3 separate regions of the Mus musculus genome follow, and regions 2 and 3 are each linked to region 1. Evidence: chromatin loops called from intact Hi-C (ENCODE). Cell type or tissue: heart. All regions are shown on one strand.

Evidence for each region. Peaks named below come from ENCODE experiments on the same cell type or tissue, not always from the same donor. Only the 100,000 strongest peaks of a DNase experiment are listed, where the experiment ranks them.
Region 2: it touches region 1 in a loop (13-fold over the local background); 3 of 42 quality-filtered maps call a loop at or near these places.
Region 3: it touches region 1 in a loop (2.6-fold over the local background); 7 of 42 quality-filtered maps call a loop at or near these places.

The regions. Positions count from the first base shown.
Region 1 is chr1:95,614,656-95,622,655 of GRCm38, forward strand. All of the region lies in intron 4 of St8sia4 (ST8 alpha-N-acetyl-neuraminide alpha-2,8-sialyltransferase 4), which reads right to left. Among named protein-coding and RNA genes, the nearest start is that of St8sia4, 49 kb to the right of the region's middle. In heart, no CTCF peak of the experiment used is centred here; a DNase peak (open chromatin) is centred at 4,166.
Region 2 is chr1:95,450,669-95,458,668 of GRCm38, forward strand. No RefSeq gene overlaps it. Among named protein-coding and RNA genes, the nearest start is that of Fam174a, 140 kb to the left of the region's middle. In heart, no CTCF peak of the experiment used is centred here; a DNase peak (open chromatin) is centred at 1,323.
Region 3 is chr1:95,659,852-95,667,851 of GRCm38, forward strand. St8sia4 (ST8 alpha-N-acetyl-neuraminide alpha-2,8-sialyltransferase 4) reads right to left here and starts at 7,743. Exons shown (of 5, transcript NM_009183.2): 1 at 7,298-7,743; 2 at 1,013-1,144. The coding sequence starts at 7,410. It overlaps Gm30431 (predicted gene, 30431), which reads left to right and starts at 7,850. Exons shown (of 4, transcript NR_166710.1): 1 at 7,850-8,000. In heart, a CTCF peak has its summit at 4,625; DNase peaks (open chromatin) are centred at 5,390, 6,390 and 7,800; H3K4me3 peaks cover 2,699 bases; H3K27ac peaks cover 337 bases; H3K27me3 peaks cover 2,392 bases.

The sequences.
Region 1 (8,000 bases):
TTGGGATAGCATTTGAAATGTAAATGAAGAAAATATCCAATAAGGAAAAAAAGAGGGGAAAAAAAAGAGAGAGAACCGTGCTCACCTAGTGGTCCAAAACCCTTCTCATCTTGAAACCCACAAAAAGACATCCCAAACATATTTGGAAATACTTATCTTTTGTGGTGTGTATTGAACGTTTACTTGAATAAAATTTCTCAGATGTATTTACAAAAAAAAAATATATATATATATATATATATATATATATATATATATATATATATACATATACTTATTTGTTTGGAAATATCTCACAGGCTGTTTTCCTTCCAGCATGCTTAGGTCTAAGCAAAGAAAACAATAATTTTATTTTCTAAGGTAATCTTGAACCATATTCACTACTGTATTTGATTTCAGGATAAGTCCTTAAGAAATTAAAATTTTTAAATTGTGTAGGTAAATTTGCATATTATGAAGGCTGATGATGTCACAACAATCATGTTTCTAGAGGAAAATCAAAAAGCATATCAAAAATCATTTCAAGTATGTATAATATAATAACTAAAATGTCTGCAATACATGTTTAAGGATGATTATGAATCCTTAAGATTTTGTAATTATAAAATAGTAAAATATAGATAATAATAGGATTAGAAGAAACAACATAAAATTTAAAAACTAACCAAGAGCATGTACCTAGCCCAAGTACACTAGCAGAGGGAACAATTTAAGTTCTTCTCCTTTAGTCAATAACACTTAAAGACTCCTTTTTAAGGATTAGTATATACAGTTTTTATTATGCATCTTATATGTGATTAGCATAATAAACTAAAGACAAGAATTAAATAAAAGTGACTGACTTTTCATTCCCAGAAATCAGTTGGCCAGGGATTTTCTGCTAGCCAATATGAGCTATGATAACAGACGTAATAAAAATTCTAATAAGTAAAATAGATATATCTGATAGGAGTGCCAAACATTAGAAGTACTTTATTCATAACAATACATTCATTTGGGCTTCACTAACCCCATTCAAGATTCTTCTTGACACAGATCTATTCTGGTCCTGGTACTTGCCCTCAATCATTCACAAAGCAGCTGTCAATTATTTTTCTGAAAATTTGAAAACCATTTTGTATTTAATGTAAATCAGACATGCTAGGAGCATTGGAAGTATGAATGAGCTAATATTATAAGTCTAGATTTTTCTTTTACACTAGAGAGCTCATTGGCAAATAGTCACTGTCGCTTGTTGCCTCAAGGAAAATTCCATTGATGATGTTGATGCAGCCTAACTTTCCGTAACCCATTAACATCATGCTTTCTACATTTGTGTCAAAATAGGTGTATAGTAGACAAAGATACCGTATTTCTATACTTAATAATTATCTAATCATCCCAAGGATTATGTGATGCCATTAAACAGAAAATAAGATCCCCCCAAAATACAGAATAAGTGAATGCATGTTTACAGAACTTGGATACGTGATTCATCTGGTATAAAGACAGACCACGAAGGTGCATATGCCAACATGTAAAACGTTGTATACTAACTCTGCCTTGTTTCTGTCATGAATATATTCTGATTTTATTAGAGTAACTAGAAACTGACATTTCTTTTAAAACTATGGGATTCTCTAATGTCAATTAGTTCATTTAAAAACACCTGTGCTATTAAATATGTTAGCAGATTGAAATTAAGATGTGAATGATTGATATGTAACTCTTGTTCTGTAAGTAGAAATGGACCCAAATGTGAGTAGAGGGCTTCTGGGGAATCAATGAGGGAGATTATTGACAATCAATACTATATGCTTTATATTTCTACCAACTAAATACATATTTTGAGTAGATGTTGAATAATAACATATTTAAAATCTTTATTAATTATGAATAATACCTAGATATTTCTTTGATTGTTCAAGTGCAAACACCATTTTCTTATACAATTGTATTACTGACGAGAACAAAAAGCATCTCAATTAAGCACTGAGCTAAAAGGCACACCACTGCAAGTATTTTCTTAGAGACTTGCAATTGAACTTAGGTTAATACAATTGAAAAATAAAGATTGCTTTTTGGTATTGCTGAAATTGAGCTAAAAGTCACCAACTTAGAAACTCAGATTGAGGGTGTTTACGATACATTCTCTAGAAACTTCCTCAACTCTGTCATCATGAATATTTGTTTCTGACATAATTCTATATATTTACAAAAGAAAACAAAATTGCCACTATATTATTTCAACAAACCGAAAAAAAAAATCTGTGACTTTTTTTCTTGCACTATGTCATAATTACTAAACTTCCTAGTCATGAACTCAATCAATAAAACCATTAAAATCATGCTAAGGTATATTCCATATACAGAAAATTTCATTTATTCTAAAAATTTTGACTGACAAAGTGTAAGAATGGCTATTTAGTTATTATATAAAATGTATTTGCTCTCTGACCAAATAAACACTGTAAGCTTCTTACTTTGTCTTTAATTTCATTTACAGAAAATCGTTTCCAATGAGGGAGGGTTGAGTTCCATGAATAGCACCGTACACTATCCATCAGTTCTCCAAAAGAGAGCTTGATTTTGCTCTGCAGACGTCAGCTGAATGTCTAAGCAGATAAATGAACTTGGATTTAATGAAATGCTTCAGAACACAGTGATCAAAATTGAGCTATTTCTTTTTTAGTTGGAAAAAATAACCATTCACATTCTATTTTTGAATTATTTGAAAGTTCTCTATATATTCATCAGCTGTGCATAGGGTATTGATGTATTTACAAAGCAATGATATATTAATATTTTCAACATATCTATATTTAAAAACTATCCATCCCTTATCCAGAACTTTTTCCCACATTTTATATTCACTCTTAGCAATGGTACGAACAACTCATGTAACTACTAAAATAAACTATTGTCTTTGAATGCTCTCAGATGCTTTAAGCATTTATACATTTTTCTTGTCTGATTTAACATTTCAAGACATTTTATATTGTTTTGCGGAGAACAGTGGTTACTACAGGGTCCTTATAATGTAAGTCTGAGGTACATGGTATGATTGTATGACCATATTTCCACCCACACTCACACATGTGATTAATTCTTGAGTTTTCTTAAGGTAAATGATGGGGGAATTTGGAAGATTGCAGAACTACTTTCCAATGTCTGACTATAACAAATAACAAGCTATGTACATGTTCCCTAATATCATCAACAGCCAGCTTAGGAAGTCCCACCTCAAAAGGTCAAGATCATTCAAGTGGTAGCAAAATTCCCCCAAGCAACTTATGTTGCTTAGTCACGTCCATCATGCCTGGTGGATATAAATGGCATACTAATCCAAACTGCTGGAGAGGATTCTGGACGCCAGCATCATACACTCCCAGCTCTGGGTGGCATCAACTTGTAACAAAATTTTGTCTAAATGAATGCCTTTTCTATTCAGCTCTATTGGAAACTCTCAGAATACTGTGATCCCTGCATTTCTTCAGGATGTAAAGCCCTAATCTTCATCAATGATCTCATTGTACAGATTCCAGAGAATACAATAAGGAAAAATAGTTTTTTTTTTTATTTTCCTCTTTACAATGGCTTTTGCATGTTCTATTCTCTAAGTGCCATTCCCCTGGCAAGGACAGCATGCCTCCTCATTATCAGACTGTCATAGTGAGCACTCCAAGGACGAATTTCCTGTGTAAACAAAGTTAAATGAGAAAACCAGAAACAGGAAATGCCAAACCCACCATATATGACAGTCGAGAGAGAAGTGGGATTCATAAATCTACCTTGGTCACACATTTTCAGCTACAAGTATTTCAAAGGATGTTCCTCTTCAGTAGTTGTTTTTTGTTTTTTTATGTGTGCGTATGTTTTGGTTTTGGTTTTTTTGTTTGTTTGTTCTTTTGTTTTTGGTCTTATTACTCCTTTTATTCCTTATTACTCTTTGAAGCATAAACTTGAGGATGTAGCATTAAATACCTTCAATCGTAGACATTTTAGTAAATGGGGAACTTTAGTATTCAGTATACTAAATTCAGAATGGCTAGTATTCAGTTCACTGTTATGACACAGCATCAGAATTGGAATTCCTGCAAACGCTGGTCGGTACTGCCATCTGACCTTTAATCCTCTTTGGAAACTCCACTGTGACTCGCTGACCAGTGAGAGCTCACATATCCCAAAGGATGTAACTCAAGTCCTTGCCAAGTCCCTTAAGCTAGCAGTCCCAAATTACCTTCCCCACTCCTTGCATAAGCAGCTGCTCTGTCAATCTGAGAATTCTGTCACTTGTGAAAGCACATAAATTTGTTATCTTCCTTGAAGGTTCAGACCAGTCACAGCTCCTGGCCAAAGAAGCCATCTATATTTTTCTAGTCAAGAAATGGCCATGCTATGTAGCAGGGGTGTACCCTGTTATAATATATGAATGTTTGGGAATCAAGTATTTTTACCACTGCAGTAAATCTTTTTAAAGAAAAATATCACTTTTTCACCACTTTGTACATGATAAATAATTTCTAGAAATATATCTATATCAAATATTTCCTGTAAAATAAGTATCTTAGCAACATTTTTGATATAGGCATTTATTTTTCAGAAAAAAGAAAGGAAAACATTAGTCATCTCAGTAATTATAAAATGTTAGCAGTGCAGATCTTTGCTAGTAGGAACTTTTCTTACATGATGGGCTAGGTGGCAATGGGATACATCAGTAAACTCCCTAAACTTATAAAAGAAGGTTTACTCTTCACAAATAGAATTTAATGACTATGATATTTTCCTCAAACATTAATGAATTCTGTATAATGGTTTCAAGCTTATCTAAGATACATATTTCAGATCAATGTTTGGTATGCAAATATTTTATATGTGACAATGAGATTTCAGTGACCTTATGAACTCTATTGAGAGTAATAAGCTCTTCAATGCAATGTAGAGTTAAATCAGAACTTACATGCAATAAATCATCTCACTTTAAATAAATAAAATAAATTTGAGAAAAGAAAAATACATGATTTTCTATTAAACTAAACTTTGTAAATGTTAACAATGCGCATCGGTTCTCCTGTTGCAGATGCTGAACAATAACTAGCAACCATTTAATAATTGTAGCTATTCACGTTTGCAGTTTGTACAAGTGTATTTTGACTCTCTAACAAGACAATTTGAGTCTAAACTCAATTCTTTTTTGTTTTGTTTTGTTTTGTTTTGTTTTGTTTTGTTTTGTTTTGTTTTCCCGAGACAGGGTTTCTCTGTGCAGTCCTGGCTGTCCTGGAACTCACTCTGTAGACCAGGCTGGCCTCAAACTCAGAGATCTGCCTGCCTCTGCCTCCCAAGTGCTGGGATTAAAGGCGTGAGCCACCATGCCCAGCCTAAACTCAATTCTTGATATTAATATTTAAATAGTTCTGGCAAGTTTTATTGATATTTACTGCCTAAATGTGAACTAAATAAGAAGTTATCAATGAACATGGAAAACTGAATGAGAAAAATCCCAGGAGGCCTGAATGCTACACAAAGAACTACAGGCAACTGAGTAAAGTTGGAGACAGAACAGGAGGCCCTCTCATGGGTAGAGCACACTTAATTATTATCCATTAAAAGTGATTGCCCCTGTAAACATATAGGTAACCTTATATGGACTCAATATGTTTTCTTATGAATATATGTATATACAAATACAATATTACATTAATGAGAGAAAGAGGCAGTGAATTTCAGAGTGTACAGAGAAGGATACTTGGGAGGGTTTGAAGGAAGCAAAGGGAAGAGACAAAGAGGATTGAAAAACGATCTCAAAAACAAACAAAAGAAAAACTGTCATAAAGCCAAAGGAACCATTGTCCACAGAACTGATTAGAGAGACTCTGTATGCGTCATGTTCCGACAAATTCTTAGTTATTCTGTGACACACCACTTTCCACCTTTCTGTTCGGCAGAAGAGTGAGCAGATCCCAGCGCTGATGTTGAAGAACAGTATTGCTCTACAGGAGTGTGCTTCAAGCAACATAATCTGCTTTCACTATGGAAGCAACCTGATACTGACAATGAAAATCTACACAGTCTGAAACAAAAGCAGTAAGGCTTGGTAAGAACTGGCCAGCAAGGGAGGGACCGTCCTCCCAGACCTTACATCTTCCGCCATTTAACTCACCCACAAGGTCATTCTGGGAGTAAGGCAGAGTTTCGACTTTGTAACTGACAGTTTAGGCCACTAGCATTTGACTGACACTCTCATCAGAAATAAAATTCTTAACAAAGGGATATAATTAATCAGTATTCCTGCTGTGTTGAGACCTGTGAAAGCAAAATGCACCAAGTGTTTTCTTATTGTCTTAGAACAGGAGAGCGGTTTATTACCCTTGTGCTTCTGGAACAGAATTCCACCTCGATGCCTGTGAAAGAGTTGTCTGCAGTTGGACATTGTCGGACCTGTTATCAGGAATGGGAATCTGAAGAGCCAGGACATATGTACAGACAACTTAAAACTTCCTATTTGTATTTAGAGATATGAGTCAGTGAATCCCTGCTCTTATGAAAAGTATTAAGCCATTTTAATGACAAACTATAAAAAGGACAAGTATGCCTTGTGAGAAGAACTTGGAGAAACAGAACTCAAGCCATTCCTGGGAAAGGAAACAGAGACAAAATGTGTGTTCGATGGAACTATTAAGCTGAGATTAACAAAGAGAACCCAAACTTGGCATAGAGCAGAGGGACAAGGAATATCCAGGAAGTGGCTCAGAATATGCGCATAACAAAGATGCACATTGAAAGTTTCTATATAAATAAATTGTATAAGTAGAATTTCTTCCCAAATAAAATATGATTTCTTATAGTCCCAGTGGGAAATGAGTAGGAGCTTAAAAACTATGTCATTCACAATTTGTTCACATTGACTCCACCCACTGTGAGTGTCTTTTCATATGTAAGACATTTATATTGTCATATTTCCTAGTGTAGTGTAAATTATGGTAGCTGCAAAGAAATAATGCTGTGCCTAAAGTGTAACTAGATTAATTCATAGGAAAGGTTGTTACTCATGTGTGCATACTGAATATTCACAGAGAAACGGAGATATTTATCCATAGAAACTGTCTTTAATTTAAACTACCTACTACTATTGCCTTGCTAATCAAAAAAATACTAAGCTATGGCACATGTATTATGAAGAAATATTATAGCTATCCTCCTCCACATGGGTCAAAATGGAAGCCATATGGGAATGTTTAGGACCAGCTCCAATTAAAACAAGGAAGCCATTTTCAGACATTACTTGGAGTGAATGTTTTCCTTTTCCAAGGATTTTTCCTTTCAGTGACTTTGAATTTATTTAACACTCCAAAACAACCTGCTTTGAATGACTACAGTGAATTCCTCATGTGTACCTAGGAGATGCTTCTGCCTATGCACGATGGGACACTGCTGGGATCTGGCCTGATTCAGACTTCTAAAGTGATGCCACTTTTTCCAGAGAGAAGTGCCTTATATCCACAGAGCATTTCATCAATCTTTGCACATGTTTATGCGGGCAGATTGCCACATCTGAAAGACAAACTCAATAACAGAAATGTGAAATAGGTGTCATTAGTAAAATTGGAAAATAAGTGTGATTATGTAAGGTATGTGGAAATTGTTTTTGTTGTTACTGTTAAAACCTATAACTCTCATGGGTTTTAGCACAGTAAGTGCTGTATCTTCTTTTTTTCTCCTTTGATAATCTACAGCACAAGGATAACTTCTGTAGGGATATGGGGGCAGAAATGGTCTATGTTTTCTTTCTCCTAACGTAATTTTTCTCTCTTACTTTAGCTAAGACCTATGTTCCTGTGACATTTATGATGTAGCAATATTGGCATTTTTAAGAGTAGATGGCAAAGGAATACATCAATTGCCCTGTAAAATTCCTGAATATGTTAAAATAAAACTATCTTCTTCAACATAATTTTATGTGAAGAAATATGTAAAACAAGAAAGACCAATGCAATTGACACAACTGTACATTAGTGAGAATA
Region 2 (8,000 bases), 160 kb before region 1:
TACTTTGTACTTTAGACTCATCATAGATGATGAGCATTTCTTCTGCAGTATTTATCAGAGTTTTTCAAAGTTGGGCTTATCTCTTCATGCATATATGCTTCCGCATACACCTGATTCTTTGTATGCCTATAGGCTTTTTTGTAAGCTATAGTCTCCAAGTATATGGTATCTATGCAGATTTAATTAGTTGTGTGGCCAGTGGTTTTTGGTGTTGTTGCTGTTGTTTTGAAACTTAAACACAATTCTAGCTTGTGGACATCCGAGAAGGGCACTGAAAAGATTTTCTCCTCTCTGCTTCAGAAAGGCCAGAAGCAGGAAGTAAACAGAATTAGTTCAGTTTCAGCTACACAGATGCAATTTCCTCTTCTTGGGGATAATAACTATTCAAAGCTGATGGCTTTTAAAGAGCAAACTGTTACCCAATTTCCTTCCTCTTTCATCAGTTTTTAAAATGTTTATCTGTGGAAAACACTGTAAAGGCTTACACTCAAATGATCATGTTCCTTGTGGCCATTTACTAGTACACATCCTGCCCACAACTGAGAAAGCAACATCAGAGTGTTACTGCATGCAAAACTGTGCGAGGAAATGCTCCTGTGCCTTCTCACGCGTAGTGCTGACCACTGTCCCTCAGGTGGTTTTCTTGTCACTCCAGTGTTAAGGTGAACTTTATAGACAAAGGGAAGGTGATTAATTTACAAATTATATCGTATTATTAGGAGTTAAAAATCAAATTCTAATATTCCTACACAAGCTTTCCTGAAATGTTTTCTATGGAAAATGCTGAGACGATTTATGAACGCAAACTTACCTGCCCCACCTGAAATATGATGGCAAACCATAGGAACCATTGTGTACATAGATGAAATATTTGTCCTCTTGCTATAACATATTATTTCTAGATGCAAATTTCACTGAAGTAACATTATAACAATTCAGTCTTTGGGTACCTAATTCATGGTCATAGTTCACTGTTACATGATCATAACCATTTTTTCTAACTTAACCTAAGTTAATTCTATTGGAATACTAACTTACAAGCTGCAGTAAGTTTTAAATTTTCCTGTTTTCTTGTTCAATTTGCCAGCATTGTGAGCAGATCTGTATATTATGCACTCAGTACATACTCTAAATGTATTTGCATAAGGAGTAAGTAAATTAACAAATTAATGTTTGAAGTAAATGATAAAGCTAAAACTATTATATGTTTTTAGAAATCAGCAACAAAGCAAGAAATGCTACTTTGTTCTTAATTGTTCTATATAAATACTTATAATAATAGGTCGCCGGGCAGTGGTAGCTGTAATTCCAGCACTCCAGAGGCAGAGGCAGAGGCAGGCGGACTTCTGAGTTCGAGGCCAGCCTGGTCTATAGAGAAACCCTGTCTCGAAAAACGAAAATAAATAAATAAATAAATAAATAAATAAATAAATAAATAAATACATACATACATACATACATACATACATAAATACATAAATACATAAATAAATAAATACATAAATACATAAATATGAGGTCGACCAGTTGTCAATCCTTTAGGTTTTTGTTTTTAATTCATGTGATTAATAGATAGATAGATAGATAGATAGATAGATCTGTTCTTTTTCCTTTTCATCTTTCCTATAACACTTCAAAAGTTCTATCAATTGTGATAAACGATTTGTTTTATCATCTGTTTCTTGGAGTCACCAAAGTTCATACAATGTTATTTATTATTACCTAAGCCAGCTTGATAATATGTGTCTTACTAATGTGTTGACATTGCATTTGCTAAGACCTGAAAAAAATAATAATCCTAGCTAGCATTCAAACATAGAAGAGGGAAATCTCACAAGACCACACCATTAAATGAAGAGCTACAAGAAATTAATGGCTGCTGATGGAGGGAGACTACATCCTCTCTGGAGACAAACTTCTCTGCAATAGATTACCTAATCCCAAGTGGTCATTTCTAAAGACACACAAACACACACACACACACACACGCACACACACACTATATCTACATCTATCCTACATCTATCTATATCTGTATCTGTATCTATAAGCAACACTAAAGATACTCAATGTGTTATATTTATAAATTCATATAAATAGAAATGTATGTGCAAATTGACACACATGTAGTGTGTGTGTGTGTATTTCAAATATAATAGTTAAAGAATAAGAGACCAGGAATTTAAGACACAGAAGCAAGGCAGATAAAGGAGGAGATGTTGGGGAGAGAGAGGGATAGAAATGGTTTAAATACCATATTCACATATGAAAGTCTAAAAAAATACATAAATAAAAGCAAAAGGAACCTTTACTTATTATAGTTGCAGTTGCTTTAGACAAATTATCCTAATTCAATATCTGTCTTATTATTTCTTTAATTTAAAATATATGGGTCTGTTCTGATGATTAATATTGTACTGCCATGAATATTTGGTATTAAGAATATATTTTAAGGAAGTTGAGACACAAAATGTTCAGTCTTCAGGAAGTAAACTATTAAAATGGAAGCCAAGGCATGTACAAGGTGAGATGACCCAGGAAAATCTGAAGTCCAAGGCCACCCTATATAATAACAGTCCTAAGGACTTAGTTTTGGAAAAATGCCTTGTCTGTTTCCTTAGGTCCTTGGAGAATTCATTGTTTTACTTCTGCATATGAGAATACATGTGAGAATAATACTTCCAAAAAGCAAAATAAAATAATATTTTTGCATTTTGCTTGATTCACTCATGTTTGTCTTTGAAATTTAATAACTCAAGTCTCCTTGTTACAAGTACTTTACATGTTCAGAAACATCTATAATTTTATGCTTACTGTTTATTTAATACTTTCTAGTTCTCTTTGTCTACTCCCCATACACTCCACCCTCCCCATCTCAATCTCTCTACAATGCTCTGCTGGGCTGACACTTGCAGTGACCTCCTGCTTAAGGTTTCCAAGTGTCCTGATTGCAGATTCCAGCTGCGAAGACAGGTTTTGCTTTTTAAAGTCTAGAGCTGTAAAAAGCAGATGTCGCAAATCTTGTTTTTCTGTTTTATTACAATATGAATCACTTTGATAACATATACATTTATTAGTATATAACCTTAAGGATATATCTTATGCATGCTTACGTGTAGTAGCAATAACATTTGCAAAAAATGAATGCATAGATTTCTTTTGCCTTGCTTTGACATACTTAGTTCTTAACAATCTCTTAATTTGGCCTGGTGGTGAGACATAATTTTGAGAATGACATACAACTTGGAGGATGAATTCTCATCCCATGACAATGTCATTACCCCTGTGGCAGTTCCAGGTTCTCTGTGGTTATCCACTCCTGCCATTATGTCAATTACAGATCTAGATAACTTGTCAGAACAGAAGTTTTATTTGTCAAGGTAATTTTTAAAGATTATTTTTCTATTCCTAAACAAATTGATGGTGGGTATTGATAACCATCCTGGAAGATCAGAACAATTATTTAGCTTGTAAATATCTTTAGATTTGCTATTTGCTAACTCATATATTGTGAACAAAAATTAAGTTTAAAAGCCATAGTTTATCCAAATCAATAGCATTTCTGCGATTATAAATTTGTGATTTATATGTTCATTTTGTTTGGCCAAACACCATTGTATTGGGAACCCTGCTGTCAAGATCTTCTTTCACTTGAAACTATTAAAAGAATTCAGGAAACCAAATCCAAAGGGCTATTGTTTTCTATATTTAAACCTCTGTTCTTGTTTCAAGCTTCTGTATACAAGTTAAAGAGGATTTTTCTGGAATGCATTCAAAGAGCCGGAGCCAGAAACAAGAAATCCCAAATGGAATTCTTAGTAAGTTTCCAGATAGCTTACAGTTTGAGTAGAACAAGTTTGGAATGGGTGTTTTAAACATTTCAATTCAGTTCACTTAGTTTCAACAAACACAGGAAGGTACTGCTTTAGGACATAAGAGCAAAAACAAAAGATGAACGTTTGTTGTCAAAGGAATTGGGAATCACTTGATTTAGGTGAGTGCACAGAAAAAAAAAATTGTGTATAGCAAATCCTAAGTATTTTGTCACTAGACATTATAGGGTGTGATTTATAGTGATATTAACTTGCTTCTATAGTAGGTGACCATTCCCATAATTATCAAATTATCACTATATAATACAATTTTATAATATATAGTATTGTATAACTTTATATAAATGTTATATAATTAGAAACATAATAACCCTGAGTAGAGTAAAGGAAAATCATAGGTAAAGAGATCAAGTAGGGAGACTGTGTGAGAAGAACTATGTTAGATTTAATTCAGACTCTGGTGTGTGCAGAACTTTCACCTGTCCCAGGAGACCATGAGACATTGTATCAATAGTCAGTAAATGTGTATCAGTTAATTGGTTAGTGAATTATAAATGAATAAAACAACATAAACCTAGGAATTCATACATGACACATTAGAGAAAGAGGAGGGGCAACCCTGTGACCTGATTGTCTCAATAAAACTTTGGCATAGCCATTAGGAGTACATTATTTCTGTTTCTTTGTTCAGTAGCAGAAACTTATTTATTTTGCATTTACACTGACATTAGAACTCTGTTTTGCAGATTCATTGGGAGTGGTATTGATTCACTCTTTTCACTAACCAAGATATTTGACATGAGCATTTTGTTTTCCCTGATGCATTTGCTACTATCTTTAGATTTTTTTCTTTAGAAGTGAAGCCCAACAGCATCCCTGGTCTCCTGGTCTCTCATCCTGAGCCCAAGATCTGAAGACAGATTGGTGTGTGTGCATGGAGTTTGTGTATGTGCACATGCGTACTTGCGCATGTGCCTCTATTTGTGTCACATGTGCGTGCATGCGTGCGTGCATGCGTGTGTGTGTGTGTGTGTGTGTGTGTGTGTGTGCGTGCGTGCGTGTGTGTGCGTGTATGTGCAAGTGTGTGTGTGTGAGAGAGAGAGAGAGAGAAGGAGGAGCACATCTGTTGCTTTAACTTACCATGTCCCTTCCAGCATTTGTTGTCTATTGTTCTATTGTTCCATTGATCGTGGCCGTTCTAAGGGAGGTTTAAGTCTCAAAATTGTTTTGTTTTCCATTTCCCTAATTGCTAGTGATGAACATTTTTGATATACTTTTAGTTGTTCTCTACTAATGAGACTTTTTTTTTTTCTGACTCTTCGTTTTTGAGTTCTTTGCATAATTCTGGATATTGAGTTTTTGTCAGTTGTATAGCAGACAAACATTCTCTCCCATTTTCCGGCCTTCCTTTTCATCCATTTGACTGTTTCTTTTGCTTCACAGAAGCTTTTTAGTTTTGTGATGTCCTCTTGTTTATTGTTGGCGGTAATTTGGGGACATATCAAGTTCTATTCAGTAAGTCCTGTCCTACAGGTGTGATTGGTCCTGACTCTGTTTTCCTGCAGCAGATTCAGCATTTCAGGTTTCACATTAGATCTTTGATGAGTTTTGATTCAGTGTTCTACTGTGAAAGTTCAGTATTGTGATGAATTGCATTGGCTTTCCAGATTTCTTTGAGTAGTCTATTTGTTTGGAATTATTCTGATTCATGAGCAAGGTATATCTTTGTTTTCCTTTGTGTCTTGGGCAATTTATTTCAATAGTGTTCTGTCATTTTCATTGCCAAGGTACTTTGATGCCTTGCTTAAATTTTGTTATTAAATGTTTATTCCTTTTGTAACTTGTATAAATCAAACCACTTTCTCAATTTCTTTCACAGAAAAGTCCATTTTCATCTCTAGAATTGCTACTAATTCAGGTTGAATTTGTATCTTGTAACTTCACTTATAGTTGTTTATAAGACAAATAGGTTTTGTTTGAATATATTGGGTTTTTATATGTTGAAAATTATGTTATCTCCAAACACGAATAACTAAACATGTTATTTTCTAATCTGGATGTACTTGTAATATGTTTCCTATTTATTCTTTATTTATGCTTTGATTTTTATAATTTCTTTTGAAATATGGACTTGAGATTTTTTCTTTTTGCCTCTTTGAGGCATGCTCATAGGTTGCTTGAGATTATTTTCCTTTTGATGCATGTAGCTTTGCTCCTACTTCTTTACAACTTTTGATATACTATATTATTTCATTTGTGATTAGAAACTTTATACTTTATTTAAAATCTATTTAATTGCTCAATGTTTTTATGTAGTTCCATATTTTAGTTTTATTTTATTTTGTAGGGGAGACACGAAGTACAATTTTACTTTTTATAGCTTACTGAAGTATACTTGTAGCCTTATTTAATTTGTTTAGTATAATTCTCATGAGAATATATAAATAATATATATATAATGTAATAAATATATTATGTAATATATATTTATATACCTTTAAAATATAAATATATCTTTTTTAGGTTTTTAAAATAAATATATCTTTGGGAGTACTTTGTTCAATTATTCTTAAAATATCTTCATGTTCAGTACTATAGTTCAATTAAGATTTACATGTTTAATATGTGCTACTGAAGTATAATTAATATATGATGAGATTAAATTATTCAATATGCAGAGTCTATGATTGTAAAATATTACTATAGTTCCATTGCAAAGCTTTTTAAAAAACATCCTAAGCCAATCCTTTGACTTTTATGAGTTACTTCTCACACCGTCTTCTTTCCCTGAGTCCTGGGCACTACTATCACTGACTTTATGTATTGTCCTAATACTGAAGATTCATATAAGTTGGCAATACAGTCTGGAGTTTTGTGAGTATATTATTTTACTTAGTATAAAACACAAACATATTAACAATGTATAACTACTTCATTTAAATACTAAAGAAACATTAAATATCAAAGCAAAGTTAAAATATTAATGCAAAATTGAAAAATGCCTTTTTGCCTATTCATCCTACACAAAGTGACAGTTTTATAAGTATATGCATCATGTAATGGTCAAAAGAAGGCAATTAGCATTTTTATCCTCTTGTACACATATCATTGTTAGGTCGTGAAAATATTCACTTTGCAGCATTCACCCTGTTTGCTTTCACTTTAGTGGCTTTTACCAGCTTCACTAAAATAAATACTTGGGAATATAATGTACATAGTATATAGATACTCCTTTTCATCGTACTTAAGTTACTAAAAGTTAACTTATTGGTACATTAATTACCTTTCTGTTGATGTGATAAAACATTATAAAATTTTCATGAAGAAAGGGTTTATATGAGGTAATGGCTCCAAAGGGATAAGATTCCACCACGGTTGGCAGAATTGGCAGCAAGAAGCAGGCATGGTGGACAAAGCATGAAACTGAGAGCTTATACCTTCAACCATGGCTTCAAGCAGAGAGAGTGACCTGGAAGCAGGACAGGGCTTTCTTCCAATAATGTTGCCCCACCTGAAACTGATGCCCAACAGGGATAGTAATTGAGGAACACTCATATACTCGTGTTTATAAAGGGTATTTCCCATCCAAACCCGCACAACACGGAATCTGTTTATGCTGACATTCATGCACACCATTTTGCAGTACTACTGAGATGTGTCCAATGGCTCTTCCATTTTATAATGCACCAACAAAGAAAGAACATTCATATTTTCCTAGGACTTTAACAGTAACAAAGCAATAATTACTGTCAGATATATATCATTTGTGATAGGTAATTTGTCTATGGAGGAGAATAAGGGCATAGATGAGAAAACTTTTGTTGTAATAGGATATATTACCTCTTGAGTATTGGGATTACAGATATATGCCATCATAGCAAGCTTTACATTATTTATCTCTTTTTCCTTTTTCTCTTTTCTTTCTTTTCTTCTTTCTTCTTTTCCTTCTCCTTCTTATCTTCCTCCTCCTCCTTTTCTTGGTTTTTGGTTTTTGGCTTTTGGTTTTTGGTTTTTGGTTTTTGAGACAGGGTTTCTCTGTGTATGTTTCACTGACCTTCAACTCATTCTGTAGACCTGATTGGTCTCAAACTCAGATCCACTTACCTCTGCCTCTCAAGTACTGTGATTAAAGACATGACTACCACTCCTGCTCCATTATTTCTTATA
Region 3 (8,000 bases), 45 kb after region 1:
TCACCTTGTTCCTAATAATTAATTCATGGCTAACATATTTTAGACTTAAATGAAAAGCTAGATATGGGAGCCAGAGAGAAAGAGAGATGATATAGGAATCAAGTAAGGGCAAAAATATCAGGCTGAGAAGAAAATGAGACCCTCACTTTTTAATCAGTCAGATACTGTTAACAAAATTTCTATGTTAATATCTCATTAATGAGATATTTACATATTTAGTATTTCGTTAACACTAAAAAGCGCAATGATTTTTTTATATATATATAAGAGATATGTTCTCCCAAATTTCTCAAGTTCTGAATTACCAAAATGCTCTAATTTAAGCATACCAACCAAACCAGTGATGGAATGAAAGTGTAAGGAAAAAAAGATTCTGTCCCCTCCTTATTTGGGAATGTAGAGCTCATTTTCTCATTACTTTTAGGATATAGAAGTGAGTGCTGCAATGGATGTGAGGAGTCATTGGGTTTATTTCATTTTAGCTTAAAATGTCTGTGTGGAAAAGACCAAGCCAGAACTGTAGCAAGCTTATTTTCTGACATTTTATTCCCTTTTTCACATGAGCTTATACCAGCATAAACATTTAATAAATCAAATCAATCTACATTTAAAACACAATAGGAGTTGAGGAACCTCTGTTCTATGTCGTTAAATGTCAGTTCAAATTGATGTCTCAATATGGAAAAGTAAGAAAATGATTCCTAAAATGAATGTTCATTCCATGCAATGGAATAAAATTATGTGACAGGTTAGTACCTAGCTCAATATTTTGCTCTATTGCTAATGGGATAGTATATTAAAAATTCCATCATCCTTGAGTAAAAAGTGACTATTCAATGATTTTGTTTTTATGGTTCCACAGTCTTCCATGAGGAACATTAAATGTAGCTGATCCACTTTTTCATTAAGCATTTACACGTAAGCCACCAATCAAGTGTTCAGTATAAGTTTGCCAAACCCAGCTTCTTTAAGGACATGATGTGATGGTTTTCGACTTATTAAAGAAACTCACCTTATCTCCAGGACTAAAGAAGAATTGATTTTCCAGCCTTGTACAGAATGTTGGAAGATGGTGGAGCCAGCCTTCCGGATGATTTTATCAGAGCTGTTGACAAGTGATCTGCTCAAACACAGTTCACCATCTCTGAAAAGACAGATAGGCCAGCTGTGTGAAAATCAGACCCATTTTGCTTAAGTGACACCATACATGATTATATTTACATTAAGGTGTAAGCATGGGATATTATTTTCATAATTTAGTAGAAAGAGTAGACATTATCAAAGTAAACCTCTACACTCTCTTTTTTGAAAAATATTCTATTTTTCATCTAATACATACCTCATGATTTTTAAGAAAATATAACTGTCATCAAAGCTACAATACTAACTACCCCCACTGCTTAGACAATAAGAGCCAGGATGTTTGGTCAGTTACTTCCTCTACAAGCCTACAGCTTTTGCTGCCAAGATTAATTTTGTTTCAAAGAAGACATAGATAAGAACTAGAAATATACTTTGCTGAGGACTACTAGCTAAGTCTTGTGCACAGCAGATCAGCATGTGTAATTGATTTTATGGTACATTTGTATTGTGTTTTGGGCACTACATCACTAAGGTCACTGTGGTCTTAACCTTGACAAACAGCAATCACATTATTTAATATGCAGGGACCATGGTGGTTATGGGGTTTTCTGTATCACAAAGTAACTTTTCAAGCATTGTTTAAATACTGATTTAAAAAGAAATTGGTTTCTAACATTGTAAAGAGGAGACTCACAAAAATCAGAGAAGAAAATTCTTTCAGTTCATGTGTCCATTGCCTTTGTATTGTAATAAAAGTAACTGATTCTTACAGCCAGTCATCTCTAATACACCATTGACTAGTACACCATGTAAACTGGTAATGTTAGGAGTTTGGCCCATGTGTGATGGAGAGAAACATGTTTCATGTCATTTATAGTATGAGGACCTGTAGATCTAAGCAATTCACTATTGAATTGTTTGTCTTTGTGATTTCTGGTAAAAATTAAAAAAAAGATTCAGATAATTACAGAAGGTAATCAACTATGACAGAGGAAGAAAACGTTTAGCCTTTTCAGTATCTGTACTGCTTTTAACTATTTCCTGCTAATAGCATTGCTAAAAAGTATTATGATTGTTTAAAACCACCAAGAATGAGTGTGTGTGTGATACCTAGAGTACTCTCTCCACTAATAGAAACACTGCCTTTTAACAGCTGTTAGGTGATTCCAACACTGGAGGCTTATGGCTTGGTACTTGCTTTGCATTATTTTCTTAATACGTAATTTTAATTCGAAGCGACCCCCTGTGCTACTTATGAAATCATATAAAAAAACCACTTCCTGTGAAATTTGAAACTTTATAAAAATTAATATTTTTACACAGTTCTACTGATGAAAATTATTCATTTGCATGTCTGTTCAAGGTTAATAATAGTCATTTTACAGAGGTCATCCAGGGTGTTAGGAAACAGAACACATTTTACTATGCAGTGATGGAGTTGTCAATTTTCATATTATACTTCTAATGATAATTATTGCCTATGAGTAAGATTGTGGATGTGCACGGAAGTTAACCTTCACACTCTGGTGTACACCTTTAAGCAGGCATAAATTATCATTATTTTTTATGGGAAAAGGCAAAGATCTTTCCAATCATCACTCCATTAATGACTGTCAATATCATTTTTTCTACCATAGGTTGCTAAGGTTCAAATAATAATTTTGAGACCTAGTATATTTTATGGTGTTAAAATTATTCATGCAATTGAATTTTTAAAATTGATATAGTATTGTGGCAATTAATGATGAATATAATTTCTACATGTACAATGGTTTTTATGATGATATAGTTAGTCCTATGGAATGTTAACAGGACAAATGCATATTCTGAGAAGACTGGTACTTCCCCATTTGAGCAGCTTCTATTAAATTGGTGATTGGCCATAGGTCAGGCTTTTATCATTGGAAAGAACCTTGAATGAAAATGAGCACTAGTAGTCAAACTTCTCTTTTACACTCAAAGGAATCATCTCACGCTATAAAGCATACTTTTTTGTTGTTGGATATTTTTGTAAACGATCTTGGTTTTACTGTCTGAAGAAAGATTCCCTTCCCATGAATTCAAGGCATGAAGAATATTGCCACCCACTGTTTGCTTCTCATTCTACTTTGGACATGACCTCTGAACAGCTACATTGAAAACACTTTTTTGCATAGAAATATCTACAAAACATTCAACATGCAATTTTAAAAAGGGAAGAAACAAAAGACATCAAAGAAATCACTCAGCACTAAAGAATGTGATTTGATAGTGTTTCTGCTCCTATGGTGTTGTGAAATTCAACAAAGATGATCTTGCACAAGATCCCACTCTGAGGAATATCTGTACTTATGCCTGTTAACATCTACAATCTTTTGTTATTGTTTTCTCTTTGGTATGAGTTTCTGCCTTTGCAATAATTTATATTGTCAATTCTGAGATACACAACAAAGGTGATTAAATACACTTTTGGATATTAGGTCTCAGTATCTTAGTATTTTAGGATACTGATTACTTAGCTGTGGAATGAATGTGACTAGATTAAGCTTCTTCATTAATTGAAACTTAAAAAAAAACATATCAACAAAAGACTTGAGTCAAACTAAGTCTGAACTCAAGCAGGGAGCAATTCTATATTTTATTCCCAAAGTATCAAACAAATAAAGATGAGATATAGTGTAGTGTAATTGAAAAATTAATCTGGGAATTAAAGGGCAAAAGATGGAATACTGTTTTACAAACCCATCTTCTACTTTGAAACAATTTAAAAGTGAGTTTTTCTGTGCAGTTATAATCTCAGCACTGGGTGTTCAGCTTTACTATCAACCTTATACATGGCAAAATTCAAAACTGTTGATTGTTTAGTAATATAATGTAAGGAGCCTTAAGGGAGAAAAAAAGACATGGATAACTATACTGAAGTCTCATTGTAGTTCTGCCAAGTAAGTTTCAGGGAGTCTCACCAAAATTGGCATCTATATATCATTTAACTTTGCCACATGTTTAAATTCTTTCCTCACTAGAAAGGTTTGCTCAAGTAGTTGTGCATGTGGGAATCTTAAAAGCCATTTCCAGTATATTCTGGTGAGTATGCCAAACGTGAAAAAGTAGTGAAAAGCCTGTGGGAGAAAGTAACTCAAGAACGATCCACTTAATACTACCAGTGGTCTGATGTAGATGCATTAACAAAATCCGTCTATCAATAAAGTTTATCCAGAAGGAAATGGCAGGTTCAGGTGGTCAGTGATTGTCACTCACACTGTAGGGAGTAATCCCCTACTCTTGTTGAACACACTGCTAAGGTTCCTCCAGAAATAGAGGACGGCAACCTTTCTCAGCTACTACTTTCCTTTCTGTGTACAATGAGTGCTTGATGCTGAAGAGTGAGTGATGCTCCATTGGCTGTGCGTGGGGACTCTGCTAAAGAAGAAGTGGTTGGATAGAGAAACCTCCTATCTAGTGGGAAATATTCATGGTGTTGGGGACTCTGAACTCAGAGAAATGTAAGATTAAAGAACTTGGTTGGAGCTACTGCCAGCCTGTAAGGCTTGCAGTGCCCCCCAAAGGCTGTAGCCTGCCTCTATGGTCTCACTTTTAAATGAAGTTTTGATCTGGCCTTCAGGGCCCCTTTACTCTTTAAGTCATTTCAAAACTGGCCTCCCCATAAGCTTGCACAGAGACGAGATGGTGGGTTAGCTGATGAATCAAGTGCTCCACCAGAGGCACTGTTAGGGAGTTGAAAGAAATCATGTGCTCAGGTCACCCCCCTGAACGTTTCATTCAGGCCAAAAGGGGATGAACATCCAGAGACCCCAGCTACCCTGCACTGCTCTTGGTAACACTGGCCCCACCCTGTGCCTGAGTCTGGAAGCCCAGAGCAGTCAGGATTTCTCCAGCACGTGGGTGAGGACTGTCTCCACAACCCTGTCTCTGCCTTGTTCAAAAAAGCTGCAGTTGCGGGCTTTAATTAAAGAGGAGGAGCTTTGAATGTGAATTTTTTTGTTTGTTTGTTTGCTTGACTGTCACAAATGAAGGCAGGCTTACTTCTTTCTGAAATGATGCTCACACACGAAACACACACGAAACACACACGAAACACACACACACACACACACACACACACACACACACACACACACACACACACACACACACCAGTCTTCTCATTATCCTGCTCTGACTACTAGTTCTTGTAGAAGAAAGGGTAGACACCAGCACGGCACCCGGTACACCTCTCTTCCTGTTTTGATAACTCAAGCGCTGGCCTCAAGCCTTCTCATAGGAACTGGGAAGAAAGAACTGGCAGCTCAGCTTGCAAAGGGTGCGGAGGCACAGCTCAGTAGAGCTAACCCAGTCGCTGTGTGACTGTGGGGCTGCAGCTCCTCTGATGCCAGGGCTGTGCAGACCCTCCCTTGATTTCCAAAAAGGCCAGAGAATAAATGTCACTGTGAAACGTGGAGTGTCCTGGATCTGATATTTTCCTTTGGGGCACCCGGGATACAGGCCTCCTTCCTGGAGGCAATTTATCCGAGCAAGGGAATGACTCCTTTGCAGGGTTTGGACATAGTGTTCATCACCACGCCCACTCCTGCTCGCTAGGGTCCCAAACCACTGGAGTCCTGTAGAAGCTTGGCCGCTTTGTCTAAGCGCCGGCTCCTTGGAACCCAATCAGTTCTGAAGGGAACAAAGAGCCTCGATTCGCAAGCCCCAGCCTCCGCCTCTCCCAGGAGTTCCCACGCGCGGGTTCACCACCTTCAAGACCCCTTTGTCTGCCTGGCAAAAACAGGTCTGCTGGGTTTATTCACACCCCTCCCAATTTTTCTTTTCCACCATTGACATGGATTTTCCAACCATCCACTTCTAGGTAAACGACTTCACCTAATTCTTTTTATTTATGTATGTATGTATTTATTTTTCCTCTCATACAAACCTTGAATAGGTTTGTTGAAGCATAAGGACCATTCGGCCCACTCCTTATTAGTGTTCCTTTCTCCTAGAGTCCCCTTTGAGCCTAGTACTATTAGCTTTATGCAGAATAGCAAGTCCTTCCGGGAGGATACACCTGCGTCTTACTCACTTCATTGTGACTGATTACTCAGAGAGGAGCGGGGATATTAAGAAAAGAGCTGCGTAAAGTTTCCTAGTGTGTGTTTGAGAAGCTCTCTGCCCCGCCCCCCACACAAAACCGCGCACACACAAAAATGCCAAAGCATCCTTCTTCGTTTCAAAGATGCCAGAGACAATGTAAAAACAGAAGGAAATCTCAGCCAGTGCAGTTTCCGACTGTGGAAAGCTCCGGACTTGGGAGGATTTCCGAAACAGGACTTTTAACAGAGTTGACAACAGGGCCATATCCTCAGATGTGCGCTTCCAAGCCTTGTCAGAGACAAGAAGTTACAAATCGCTCGCTCTGCTCCCGGATAGACTTCAAAGGCAGAGAAGCCAGGGGAGAGAGGAAGGAAGTGAGATATTTACAGAACTTAATGGGGCGGAGATTTTGATCACATCTTGACAAACTCAAAAAAAAAGAGCAGATATGGTCTGTAAAGGCGCAGTTCCCAGTTCCCTTCTAAAACTGTAACCATGAAACCCGGGAGTTTTATACGTAGAGGAGTGAATAAGGAATTTTCCTTATTGATACTGAAATGTCTAACTTAAAGAAAGAAAGAAAGAAAGAAAGAAAGAAAGAAAGAAAGAAAGAAAATAGATCTTACAGGCGTCCCCTCCCCCAACAAAAACAAACAAAAAAGAGTAAAGACCCACTTCACTTCTGTGACCATAAACTTTGGAGAACGCCGCTTTTTATGGTGTCCTCATAGACTGGCGGGACACAGAAGGAAAGAAAGAAAGAGAAGGCTTGAGGAGTAAAGACATCTCTGAATTCTGCTCAAGCGTTAAACTGACAAGGGCACTCGTTCTTTGTTGACACTTCTGCAGTGACTTCTTTGGTGAGCTGCACCCTGTGCCAATACATCTTTCACCACCACCACCACCACCACCACCACCACCACCACCACCACCACCACCATTGCACAGGGCAAGTTAAACTCATCCTAGAACCAGCATGGGAAACATGCACACACACCTCCAAAGAGCCTTTGTTATTTAATTCATGACACTCTGCACAAGCACGCCCAAACCAATACACACAGCACTCCAAAAACGTCACTCTCCCGGCTCTAAGCACACTTCACTATGGCTTGATTTGGTGTCATATCCTTGAACATGCATTTACCCGATGAGTTGCGTCTCTTGGTGCTCCTCAGTTCTGGCTATTTCTTTTGTCTTATAAAAGATCAGGAGTAGACTTATAGTGCAGATGGTCCACCGTTTTCTAATTGAGCGCATCTTGGGTGCCCGGGAAAGTCCTGGTTGTCCCAGCTCAGGCACCTTCTCCTGGTATAAAGGCTCCGTTTTGGGATGATAATCAAGGGGGAGAAATCTGAAAATTGCGAAGGGAGCGTGGAGCCGAGATCCCAGAATCAGGTCGCTAGGATGTTCAGCGGTGGAGCTCTCCCGGTTCTCCAGCGCTGCCCAGCTCCCTGCCGCGCAGTTAGCGCTTACCGGGCCCGGGTCGCTCTGCGCCGCCTCCCTGGGGCTCAGGTTTCTTTTCAAATGTGACACCTTGTGCATTGGAGGTGGCGGTTTCTTCTGCAGCTGGGCTCGGGGGCGTCACTGGCCCTTTCCTCGCCGTAGCAGGGAAACGATAAGCAAGGCCAGCCAATCACCGTGCTGAGGGGGCGGAGGCTGCTGTTGCCTTGCGTTACTGGCGGCTGCTCGGAGAGTCGTTGTGAGCTCGGTCTGCACTATGCCGGGTGGAGGAAGCTCACAGTCGCACGCGGACGCGTTCTTGCGCACATGCCCCCAAACCACAGACACACACAGAACCACACTATCTCCTAGGACGCCCAAACGTCAAGGCTCCAGATCCGCCAGCT